2 separate regions of the Homo sapiens genome follow, and region 1 is linked to region 2. A link is a contact called in ENCODE Hi-C or POLR2A ChIA-PET data. All regions are on one chromosome and are shown on one strand. Each heading gives the region's core, a stretch centred on a gene start or an enhancer-like site at or near the end of the contact. The rest is flanking DNA. Distances are from core to core; before and after follow the strand shown. Region 1 has its middle 19 kb from the start of LINC02104. Region 2 overlaps DAB2 (DAB adaptor protein 2).

Region 1 (5,902 bases), core at 1,524-4,023, 100 kb before region 2:
GGGAGAACACCTTATAAAGATAAAGGAGTAAATCAGGGTAACTAACAGGAGCCAAGAAACATCAAAGATTGCCAGCAACACACCAGAAGCTAGAGAGAGACATGGAACATATTTCTCCCTCAGCCCTGAGTAGAAGCCAACCCTGTAGACACTTAGATCTCAGACTTCCAGTTTGCAAAACTGTGAAACAATACATTTCTGTTATTTAAACCACCAGATTGGTGATACATTGTTAGGACAACCCTAGGAAACAAATGCAAACCCCAGTTAAACTGGCAAAGCTCCAGAGAACTGGGATAAAAGATGGAGACAGCAAGGCAGAAAGATAGTCATGGGGACAAAGAAAATGGGGCAGAAGTAAGGAAGGGATGGCTGCAACTCAGCCAAGTCATCTCAGTCCCACCTTGCAAATCCTGGATACTGGAAATAGAGCAAGCCTGATCTCACACACTACCAGCTAGTGGCCCCAACCTTCTCCTCTACTAAATACTTGGCCAAACTAATTCAAGGCCTAAGGAGGCTGAGAACATAGGCTGGAACCCCTTTTGGCTGTAGGGAAAGGTAGCAACCAACCTGTTGGTATCTTATGGAGAAGGCTGAATCAGAGGCTGTTGCCAGCCAATGTCAAGTTTGCATTTCTTTTCTTAACACCTTCTTGCAAACCCCAGTCCACCCCAAGATTTCAATGATAATTTCTAACATTCTCTATGTTCTTAAAAGAGATTTGATTTTTGATCTGAGTATGCCTGCCAGTAACCTAGACTTCCCAAACATCTCTCTTGCAAACCCCACCCCCAATTTTTGTTTATAATATTTCAAATTCTTTTGCCTCTTGAATTTAGTTCTTTATATACCTATCACTAGCCTGGACTACTTGATTAGCTATGTGGTTCCTTACATGGCTCTACCCTCCCATCTCTAGATTAGTGTCCTTCTCTTTGGCCTCCTGTAGCTGACTAGCCACACCCAAGACACTATTTCTGCTAAGTTCTGTCTCATGAGAGAGGACACCTCCCAAGCAGGGAGCCCACAGACAGATTGGGAAATCATATGAGCCAAAACAGCTGCTGTTGGAGAGTTCCATAACTCTAACGTGCTACAAGTACAAAAATTACTAGCCATCTAGAAGCATACAATTTTAAAGTAGAAAAGCACTTCAAAAATTTATTTAATACAACTCTTATTTTATAGGTAGAGAAACAGATCTTCAATTTCATCATAAGCACCGAGCTGGTAATTTGAAGAGCAAGCCTATTGGTGCTGCAGTTTCCACTTTTCGTGGTAGAACTTTGCAGTACGTTCAGGGCAGCCGGTTTGATAGAGAGGAATCAACAAGGGTGGCTTTCACAGCAAAAGGAGAGTAAATGACTACTCTCGGCACAGATATGGGGCAGGCGTTAGCTCTAGAGAGTGCTTGCTACTCTCTAGTCTTGCACAAGACTTGCCCAAAGGGGGCTGAGGGAAGCAGGAGAAACACCATGGAGTCCCAGGGCAGCCAAGGTGACTGCTCTCAGACACACAGTGAGCCGGTGTTCAGGGGCTCATAGAAGTAGCTTGTGACATGGGTAAGGTGATAGGAGAAAAGGCTTTAAAAAGGAGTTGAAAGTCTTATTTCCACTGAATTGAGACCACATTAGGGAATTAATGTAGCGATTGTTCTCAGACTACTGTGTAGGAGACCCAGAGAGCCATTCCCAAAGGTCCTGATTTAGGGCCTTCAGCATAGGGACTCAGGAACATATATTTTTAACAAGTCCCACCTAACTCCATGATTCACACCAAAATTAGCGATCCATCACTGCATGTGAATACAAAAATGACCCAGTTTATATCCCAGGCTTTTGTAGCCTGTGTGTGACTATGTATTTGCTCTGGGGTCAGGATACAGCGAAGTGGGAGAAGGTGATATAATTTTTAAAATAAGAGCTTAAATTTGTAAAATTTAAATGTAAAAGAAACATGAAAAGCATTGTTATTTATCACTTATAGTAACACCAGTGTGTAATTTTGCTAAAACATTGGCATATAAAATTATGATTCAGTCAAAGAGTTTGAAGAAGGGTCTTAAACTGCCAGTGACAGGGAGCAAGGAAAAAGCACAATGAATGACTTTCATTTCCTTGCTACCACGTGTGGAGCAAACGCAGCTCAGTAATCTGATGGACTTCCTGTAATCCCAGATACTGACAGTGCCCAGCCTGTCAGCACCTGAGCCCCTTAAACAGCTTTATCAGCAGAGTTTCCAAGTAGAATAAAAAGGCAAATTGTCCATGGCTGCCTAGAACTGAAACTAGATATGCCGACCTAGGGCAAGAGCAAACCTAACCATGCCCAAGACACACACACACACACACACACACACACACACACACACGAAACACATGTTAATTTTTTAAAAACTATCAGAATGTAGGAGTCGCATGGTTACTACTTGTGCAAACAGGTGGCACTTAGTCATTCTTCACAGCTGATGGATTTTTTTTCCCTTTAGCCTTTTGAGCTACATTAAAAATAAAATAAAATAAAAGAGCAATCACAGGGTCTGCACTGAAATGAGAGGGACAATGAACTGGAACCATCCACATTCCCGCATTTGCCCCTTCTGCCCTGCTTGTAGAAATGCATATATTTTTCAAAAAGCAGGAAAAAGTTTGAAACCCTGTGAAAATTTTATAAATTGTTCCTGTGAATCACTCTAGAGTCATCCAAAAGGAGGCCTCCGCATCCCATTCCAGTAAATGTTATTCCAGTTCACGGCTGTGCTTGCTGGCTGCGGAGAGCTCGCTGGGAATGACTTGGCCCTTTGGGTAATGGCCTTTCCCTGCCTGCTGGAAAGAATCCAGCTTGACTTTAAGAACTAATATCATCTTTTGCATTTCAGTTGTTGGTTTTTATTAACCAAATGTGTCTGCTGAAGATATCTTGACTTAAATACTAAAATGTCCATTTGAATCTGTTTCTGTATCTTAGTAATCATTTTTTTCAAAATATTTTCATCCATGGGTAGGTATTGAATGCCCACCTTGCTCTCAGCACTGCACAAACATTATATGGAAATAAGCATTCTGTTGCAATTATAAGACTTATATGCAGCTGACAACTTTTGCTTCTTTGAAGATTAAATATATGATTAAGTGTAAAATTAAGTAGACATTCAAATTCCAAAAGATTTACCATTTTTTATAGTTTATTAGACACATGAGGTGTCACTGTGTCACAAATCATCCAAAGTGAGGATGTTAAGCCCAGCTGTAAAAATAAGCTTTGGTTCACATGCCCAGAGCTTCAAATAATACTGGATTCTATGAAGAAATATTAGGCAGTAAGCCTAACATGTATACCATGTAAGTAATTCCACACTTTTTTTTAAACTCACGGTTTTTAATCTAAATCTGTAATCATGGTGGTACTGTAAATACCTTTGTTGCTTCTCAGTGTATACTCAGATTAGGAATGTTCTCATTTCATGTCTATGGATGACTCCCTGGTGATACCAGTAGTGGGAGAGGGTGTTTTTAAGGAGTAAAGTCATTGTTACTAAGTACATTTGAGTGAGACTAATGATAACTTTGCTGATGTGATGAAAATTTCTTTACTAATTTTTTTTAAATGTGCTGGGCCGGATTAACACAAGTTAAATATAAACTGCTCATGGCATAGACTTTCCCATGCCTCTCCCTGACTTAGCCACTGTATATCTGCCTGTTATTTCAGGACTACTTAAAAGCAGGATTAGACTGCTTAAAAGACAGAATAAGATTTGCAAGAAATGTACTGGGAGAGAAAGCAGGAGAAGACAAGGAGATATTTAAGATGGTAATGTCAGTCTGACACCAGTGGAAGGAGAGAGGGAAAGAAGAAGGATTTGGTAGAAGAGTCTCAGATGGCAGCATAATTCCAAGTAAGGTTTGGCCAGGCAATGGGAACTATCTGGGACTGTTGGAAAGTCCCATGTCTCACAGAAATTAGCCCTCATTAATTTCCTCCATCCCCACCCCACACTGTGCTCAGTCATTGGCTAGGAGTAGTTCTTGGGAGGCATGACCCCGGCACAAATACAATGATGGATCCGGAAGGACAGCCCCTGAAGCTGTCAGTCAGTTGGGTTCCCTACAACAGGTGACATAAGGAATCCATCTTACTGATCACCACTCTCTCAGTATAAACATTATTACAACCAAAGTATATGGAATACATGTATTCATTCATTTATTCAACGTATCTTTATAGAGCCTCTGCTCTGTGTCAGCTACCATGATCAGTACTAAGACTCTATGGGAAATAAGGTCTTTGTCCTCATGGAATATACTGTATAATTAATTCTTTTGAAAAATACTGCCTTAGGTGGGACACAGTGGCTCATGCCTGTAATCCCATCACTTTGGGAGGCCAAAGCAGGCAGATCTCTTGAGCCGAGGAGTCCAAGACCAGCCTGGGCAACATAGTGAGACCCCAACTCTACAAAAAGTACAAAAATTGGCCAGGGGTATGGTGGTATATACCTTTAGTCCCAGCCACTTGGGAGGCTGAGGTGGGAGAATCACTTGAGGCTGGGGAGGTTGAGGCTGCAGTGAGCCATTATCACACCATTGTACTCCATCCTGGGTGACAGAATGAGACCCTGTCTCAAAAGAAAGAAAGCGAGAAAGAAAGAAAGAAAGAAAGAGAGAGAGAGAGAGAGAGAGAAAGAAAGAGAGAGAGAGAAAGAAAGAGAGAGAGAAAGAAAGAAAGAAAGAAAGAAAGAAAGAAAGAAAGAAAGAAAGAAAGAAAGAAAGAAAGAAAGAAAGAAAGAAAGAAAGAGACTGCCTGAGAATTTGAGGATTGAGGATCTCTTAGGCTAAAGACATGCTGCTCAATTCTTTTTGTTTTCTTTTCTTTTTTTAAGAGCCAGGGTCTTGCTCTGTCTCCCAGGCTGAAGTGCAGTTGCATGATCATAGGTCACTGCAGCCTCCAAGTCCCGGGCTCAAGCAATCCTTCTGCCTCAGCTTCTTGACTAGCTTGGACCACAGGCATGTGCCACCATGCCTGGCTGTTTTTTTAATTTTTTGTAAAGATGGGAATCTCACTATGTCACCCAGTCTGGTCTCAAACTCCTGAACTCAAGCCGTCCTCCTGCCCCAGCCACCCAATTGTTGGGATTATAGACATGAGCCACCACACCCAACCCTGCCCACTTCTAATGGTTAAGAAAATGACTATTTTTAGCTCTTAATCTATAGTGTCTACTTTGGAGTTAAGTTTGTTTCATTTACTTGTTAGAATCTGCACAGAAATTCATTACAATCATAGAAAATAATCCTGCCTGTGCTCTACTCTTACATTTTTAAATTTTAATACATTGGGCTGAACAATTTATACACAGTATACGTCAGTGTTTCTTAAATATGTTTGTTCTCACAATCATTACAAATCCTGTGTTTTGTGGATTTTCTCTCTAATGGTTGAATGTGTTAGACAGAATGGGGATTGACAGAGATATGTAGACATGGGCGATTACAAGAGGGATGAAAAAAAAAAATTCTCGTTTTTTTCCCCAACTCATATTCTTTTCCTACCTCAATAGATGTTCATTCCCATGAATTTCTACAAAGCCTGAAATTCCATCATAAAATATGAATTCCTTTGAGATAAGAATTAGCCTCTCCAGGCATTTTTTTTCACATTGCCAACCTTTTGAGAAAAATAATATACACCTCTGTGTGGATAATGCCATCAGCACACTTTTCCTGATTATTGCACAAGTGGAAAGCATTTACATTGGGATCACTAGATTCCTGGAAGTGAGAAGGATCAGAATTGATAAACTATAAGTTTGCCTGTGGTCAAGATAGAGAAAGCAAAAAAAGCAGAAGTTACAACATCATCCGTGAGATTAATGGTCATGATAAACTCGATCTGCTAG
Region 2 (5,906 bases), core at 2,073-4,572:
GAATTCCACAGTAAAATTTTCCCAGATGATGTGAAGCAGAGCTTCTAAACTGTCCGTGATAATGACGTAGGCATGAATTTTAACTCAGGATTCATTGGAACAGGCATCTCTGGGTAACTTAGAGTAGATTTTGTTCCCAGAGTCTGTTTCTATCAGAACCCAACTTTTGTAGGCTCAGAAGGCAGAGCTGAGCAGGAGGTGGCTCTTACACTGGCAAACCATCTCACTTTTCCACCTGGGCTTTACTAGTTAAAATACTAGGCTGGGTGCAGTGGGTCAAGCCTGTAATTACAACATTTTGAGAGGCCAAGGCAGATGGATCACCTGAGGTCAGGAGTTCAAGATCAGCCTGGACAACATGGTGAAACCCTGTCTCTACTAAAAATACAAAAAATTGGCCAGGTGTGGTGGCTGATGCCTGTAATCTCAGCTGTTTGGGAGGGTGAGGCAGGAGAATCACTTGAACCCAGGAGGTGGAGGTTTTAGTGAGCTGAGATTGCACCACTGCACTCCAGCCTGGGCAACAAGAGCAAAACTCTGTCTCAGAATAAATAAATAAATAAAGTATTACACCATTCCACCTTTCCACTTATTAGTCATTTGAGCATAGGTTCTTACTGTTCTAAAAGTGTTTAAACACTTACTGTGGAAATGCAATGTTGGAAAGAGCACAAGACTACACAACACATAGCTTCTGTGACCTAGCTTTGGTTTAATAGTAGCTACTGATATGGTTTGGCTTTGTCTCCACCCAAATCTTATCTTGAACTGTGGCTCCCATAATTCCCATGTATTGTGGGAGGGACCTGGTGGGAGGTAATTGAATCATGGGGGCAGTTTCCCCCATACTGTTCTCTTGGTAGTGAATAAGTCTCATGAGGTCTGATGGTTTTAAAAGGGGTTTCCCTTTTCGATTGGCTGTCTTTCTTGTCTGCCACCATGTAAGACGTGCCTTTCACCTTCCACCACGATTGTGAGGCCTCCCCAGCTACGTGGAACTGTGAGTCCGTTAAACCTCTTTTTCTTTATAAATTACCGAGTCTCAAAAATACAAAAAATTAGCCAGGCATGATGGCAGGCGCCTGTAGTCCCAGCTACTTGGGAGGCTGAGGCAGGGGAATGGCGTGAACCCGGCAGGCGGAGCTTGCAGTGAGCCGAGATCGCACCACTGCACTCCAGCCTGGGCGACAGAGCAAGACTCCGTCTCAAAAATAAATAAATAAATAAATAAATAAATAAATAAATAACCCAGTCTCAGGTATGTCTTTAACAGCAGTGTGAGAACAGACTAATACAGCTACCATTTGTTAAGCACTTTCTAAGCCAGGTGCAGCTGTCGCTATGTAAGTTCTTACTGATTTTTTTTCTAATAGCTCAGCAAACTATATTCTCATTTTACCAATGAAGAAATGAACATTAGATAAATTGTCTCAAGCCACAGAGCCAGGAAATGATGAATCCTGGGTGGGTGGGACTCACAAGCCTGAGCTATTAGCTGCTATGCTATCCCACCTCTACCCAAAGTTAACTGTTTGATAGAATCTTAACTCTGGTCTGACTTGGTTCCAAAAACAGGGAAAGCATCTTGGTTCAAGATTTACTAAGTCCTCTAAGTCCTGCCATATCATTTTCAAAGATTAAAGGCAATGATACCTCCTCGCTGTAAATGCATAACTTGTGGATAGCTCATTGACTCGGGCTTGTTTTGTTAGTGAGGCCCCTACAGTAGTGTCAGCATTTACAAGAAAATCTTCTAAGGACTCCTTTTCAGTATGCATTAGCATAGTCTCATTCCTCAGTGAAACAGGCTGTAAAAATCTTACTGTCTGCTCAGTTTGGTCTTTGCAGAGCAGAAGAGCCTTCCTAAAAGCATAAGAATCCAAAAAAGCAGTTAAAGGAAGGATTTGCATAAAGTATCAGAAACAGTCTAACTTTGCTACAGCATCGCTGGTAATGACCCCTATTCTTAAAGAGCTACTTTGAAGATAGCAGTGAAGGCTGTTTGCTGCCCTCTTGGACCCCGAGGTCTGTCTTAGAGGTTAATATTTCACATGTTGTCCTAATTCCGCACTTTAGCTGAGGCAGGCAGAAAGTTCAAAGAAACAAGGAAGCACATTCTCTGTCCAGTACAAAGTACTGGACATTCTAAACAAATATGTTTATGTTGCTTTCTTCTTGAGTCTCCTTAATTCCTTTCCCTGTGTCTATTATATGTGGCTTCTTGCTAAAAATTAATGGTGTGTTAATGTCAGTGGGATGATGACTTTTTGAAAGTAGCTTATAAAATCCAGGTTAAAATCAGTGGGATTCAAGAAAAGACAAGAGAGACAGTATATATAAGAGAAGAGAAAACACAGACTATGCTCACTTTGAGCCCAATGGCTTATGGCGGATTGATTTTCTGTTGCTGTGTCCATTTCATTATTCATAAAATAGAGACACATTCAGCCGGATGCGGTGGCTCACACCTATAATCCCAGCACTCTGGGAGGCCGAGGCAGGACCTGAGGGAGGTCAGGAGCTCGAGACCAGCCTGGCCAACATGGTGAAACCCTGTCTCTACTAAAAATACAAAAACTTAGCCAGGCATGGTGGTGGGTGGCTGTAATCCCAGCTACTCGGGAGGCTGAGGAAGGAGAATGGCTTGAACCTGGGAGGCAGAGGTTGCAGTAAGCCGAGATTGCGCCACTGCACTCCAGCCTGGGCAACAAGAGTGAAACTCTATCTCAAGAAAAAAAAAAAAAGAGAGACACATTCTGTTTCATAGGCCTTTCGGAATAAGTGTTCTTAGTGGTTGGTATACTAGGTGTTTGTCCCATTCCCCTTAATGTTAAAAATAAATTCCCTACCATCTGTTGAATGGGGCTACCACTAAGTCCTTAACTCAAGTTATTCCTTTTACCAGCATTTTGAGACTGGCAAAGCACTTTTCCTGCCTGCTCTGTATAATTAGGGTAAGAAGGTAGGCTTGGGAGTCACAGGGGAGGATGGTTGACACTTGTATTATGATATTGCTTCAAAACCTTGGAATCATTAAGTAGTACCATTGCTGATGCCAACACATTCCTACTGGTAGAAAGGATAAGGATATATAAGAAGTGCCAACCAACTTTACCCCTATAAAGCCTAGACTAATCATTGTCCACCATGCTGGCAATTGAAGGATTCAAAACACTAGACATTTTATATGAATCACTAAGGACTAAGCAACAGCTGATTTTTATTATTGCAAAGCCCATAGTCATTCTAAGATGACTCATGCAGTCTTCCAGAATAAATTTCTCAGAGCCTTCTCAGAAACCAGGAGAGATGTTGCAAGCTCCAGAATCTCTTGCAGTCATCTGATGCTAGTCCCACAGAAGGGGGAAGTCTCTGCATTCTTTCAGGGAGATTTGCATTAAGTCCAAAATCCAAGTTAGAGATCTTCACTTAAATGGAAGCTAATTTTATTCATATAGCAGAGTTTCCTTTACAGCTTTCTGTTCTATCTGAGGCCTTAAAAAGGAGTCAGGACTATAAGATAACTTTAGATCTTCCTTTGTTTTTACATGTGTCATCTTACTTCTCTTTTCAATCTTCTAATGAAGGAAACAGCCAGTCCCTGAGAACCAGGATAACAAACTAGCTATTTTTAGATGGGGAACTGTGCTTGTGAGCCTTTTTATATGTTTTTGAGCTTTCATTTGTAATCCTTGCCTTGTGATAACACCCCTTGGGTGTATTTCCTGACTAATTTTGCACTTTTTGAACTGAAGGGACCTGAGACTACACCCAACGAGTGAGAAAATTGTATACTTCCTCCTTGTGCTGCACTCACTTGCTTCCCTTTGTAAGAAATTTTTACCATCCTAGAGCTTTCAAACAGACCCCATTGCTTAACATAAGCTAGACACTTTCTTCAACAGAGCCCCAGTTTGGAAAGGTAATCAAAGGAATTAACTAGGGGACTTTTGGTCCTCAGATCCCTTTTCTAGGCCCAATCCCTTTTTTAAATTCAACTCATTAAAAACCCTGCTAAAAGTTTTATGGATGCAAGTGACAATATTCAAATGCATTACATTTGAATATTGACTATTAAGTTTAAACCAATTATTCTCTACAGATGGATCTAAGTCTGTAAGTGAGCTGCCTTCTACCCACTGCATGTTAAATGATAACTTGCCTATTTGACAAGTCTATGATGGGGACGTGCTCTTTAAACCTTGGGAGAAATGTGAATTATCACTCTGGTGTATGCATAACTGGATGTACACTTTTGTTAAAATCTTGCAATAAGTCTTGAACATTTTTTTTGTAAAGGGGTTTGTAGTCTTGGGGCCTGTAAGCAGAGTCTACCTTCTGATCATTTCAGGAAGTAGAGATAGATATATTTTCAATTGTATGGCCTACAATGGAGACTTACCCTTGGCTATTGCAACTCAACATACACATCCATTTTCTTCAGGGAATTTATATTACAGAAACTTTTCCTCCTTATTTTTTTCTTCCTTGTCCCTTGGAATTGCTCATACCCAAATGGCGAAAGGATATAGTCAAAGGAAATCAATTACCTTTAAAGCAATTCCAATGCTATGAAAAGCTGTATTTAAATATCTGAACAGAGAAATTTTTGCTATAAAAACTTACAGCAAGGTAATGCCACTCACCTTAGAATCCTTCCATTTGGCCCAGTCTGCCAACGCTAGATTCGATACCTGGTCTTCAGCTACGTCTTGTGTTACTTTTATGACTAAACCCAGATGCCACCGTTCCCTCCCCCAAAACCCCTCAAAGTGCTTTGTGGCACTTCTCAAATTCTTTTAAAATAGTCTCATGTAAGAATACAAATTGCCAAATTTAATGAGCTAAGTCTTTTCATGTCAGAAATAATACCTTGCAGTGAAGTATGATATCCGGCTTCAAAGATGGGCAACAGACTCTTAAGCCCAGGTCACTTTTTCAGCCAGTGATTCTAACCCAGTTCTGGGCCATCTTGCTGCTGCTATCAACACATGCATTGATGAACTCAACATAATACTGACCTAAGCAAGACAGATCTGAAGGTATAGTCACACACACTTCAATTGCCTCCCATGAAGAAAATAGAATGTATTCTGTTTTGGAATATATTGTTGCAGTTCTTGTTCTGGGCCTAGAAAGTTAAAAGTAGATATCGAAGTATATAAATATAGCCTTGAAAGCCAAAATAATATGGTTTTTAAAAGCATATAAGGATTAATATTCAAGTGAAACACTTGAATCTGCCACATTTAGGGTACCCTTAAAGAATAGTTTTTTGATCTGGAAAATCAAAACAGATTAGCCTTACCATTGTGTCAGTTGGAGTTCAGTCCACACCAGTTATTTTAAAAGATTTTAATGTTAAGCATTAATTCCCACTCGAATACTAACCAGGCCTGACCCTGCTTAGCTTCCAAAATCAGGCTTGTTCATGGTTGTATGGCCGCAGATATTAAGTGTTAACTAGGTATAAGTTGTTAGCTAGAAAACTGAGAGAGTAAGAAGAGAAGATCAAGTCATCACTGGGTAAGTAAACTACAGAAAGCAGCTACCACCTCTAGGGCTGAGGGGACAAAGTTAAGACATTGGAACCATCAAAGTTTATAAAGCTTGCAGGAGGGGGTCTCATGGTGCTGATACTGAGGCCTCTGAGAAGGGAGTACTGCTTAGCTAGTACTGGAGTCCCTGTGCTCTGAGGGCCTGGGACCTGTTGGCCTGGAGAGAGTATGCCAGAGGGCTGATGCTGATGTCTCCAGGACAGGCATGATGAGACTAGTTCTGCAAGTGTTAAAACTGGATTCAGGGGCTGTTTTAGGAAGAAACTCTTGCTGCTGGAGTGAAGAAGTTCTACTAGAGTCACACTCCCAGGAGTCTCAAGTCATAAGGAAGTCCATGTGGAGCAAGCA

Evidence for each region. A loop is a pair of places that touch in the nucleus more often than their neighbours do. ChIA-PET counts read pairs that join two places held with the same protein, here RNA polymerase II (POLR2A). Pooled maps may share reads with other maps.
Region 1: a loop to region 2 is called in a pooled map, with 1.9 times the contacts of the local background. The contact joins two enhancer-like sites. A Hi-C loop is called at or near these places in 1 of 50 pooled maps. POLR2A ChIA-PET finds 5 or more read pairs at or near these places in 4 of 52 experiments (AG04449, AG04450, MCF 10A and 1 more).

The regions. Positions count from the first base shown.
Region 1 is chr5:39,498,447-39,504,348 of GRCh38, reverse strand. No RefSeq gene overlaps it. Among named protein-coding and RNA genes, the nearest start is that of LINC02104, 19 kb to the left of the region's middle. Within about 2 kb of position 2,773, at least 8 of the 41 ENCODE cell types and tissues checked have a DNase peak (open chromatin) inside an H3K27ac peak, as active enhancers do.
Region 2 is chr5:39,397,072-39,402,977 of GRCh38, reverse strand. All of the region lies in intron 1 of DAB2 (DAB adaptor protein 2), which reads left to right. Among named protein-coding and RNA genes, the nearest start is that of DAB2, 25 kb to the left of the region's middle. Within about 2 kb of position 3,322, at least 11 of the 41 ENCODE cell types and tissues checked have a DNase peak (open chromatin) inside an H3K27ac peak, as active enhancers do.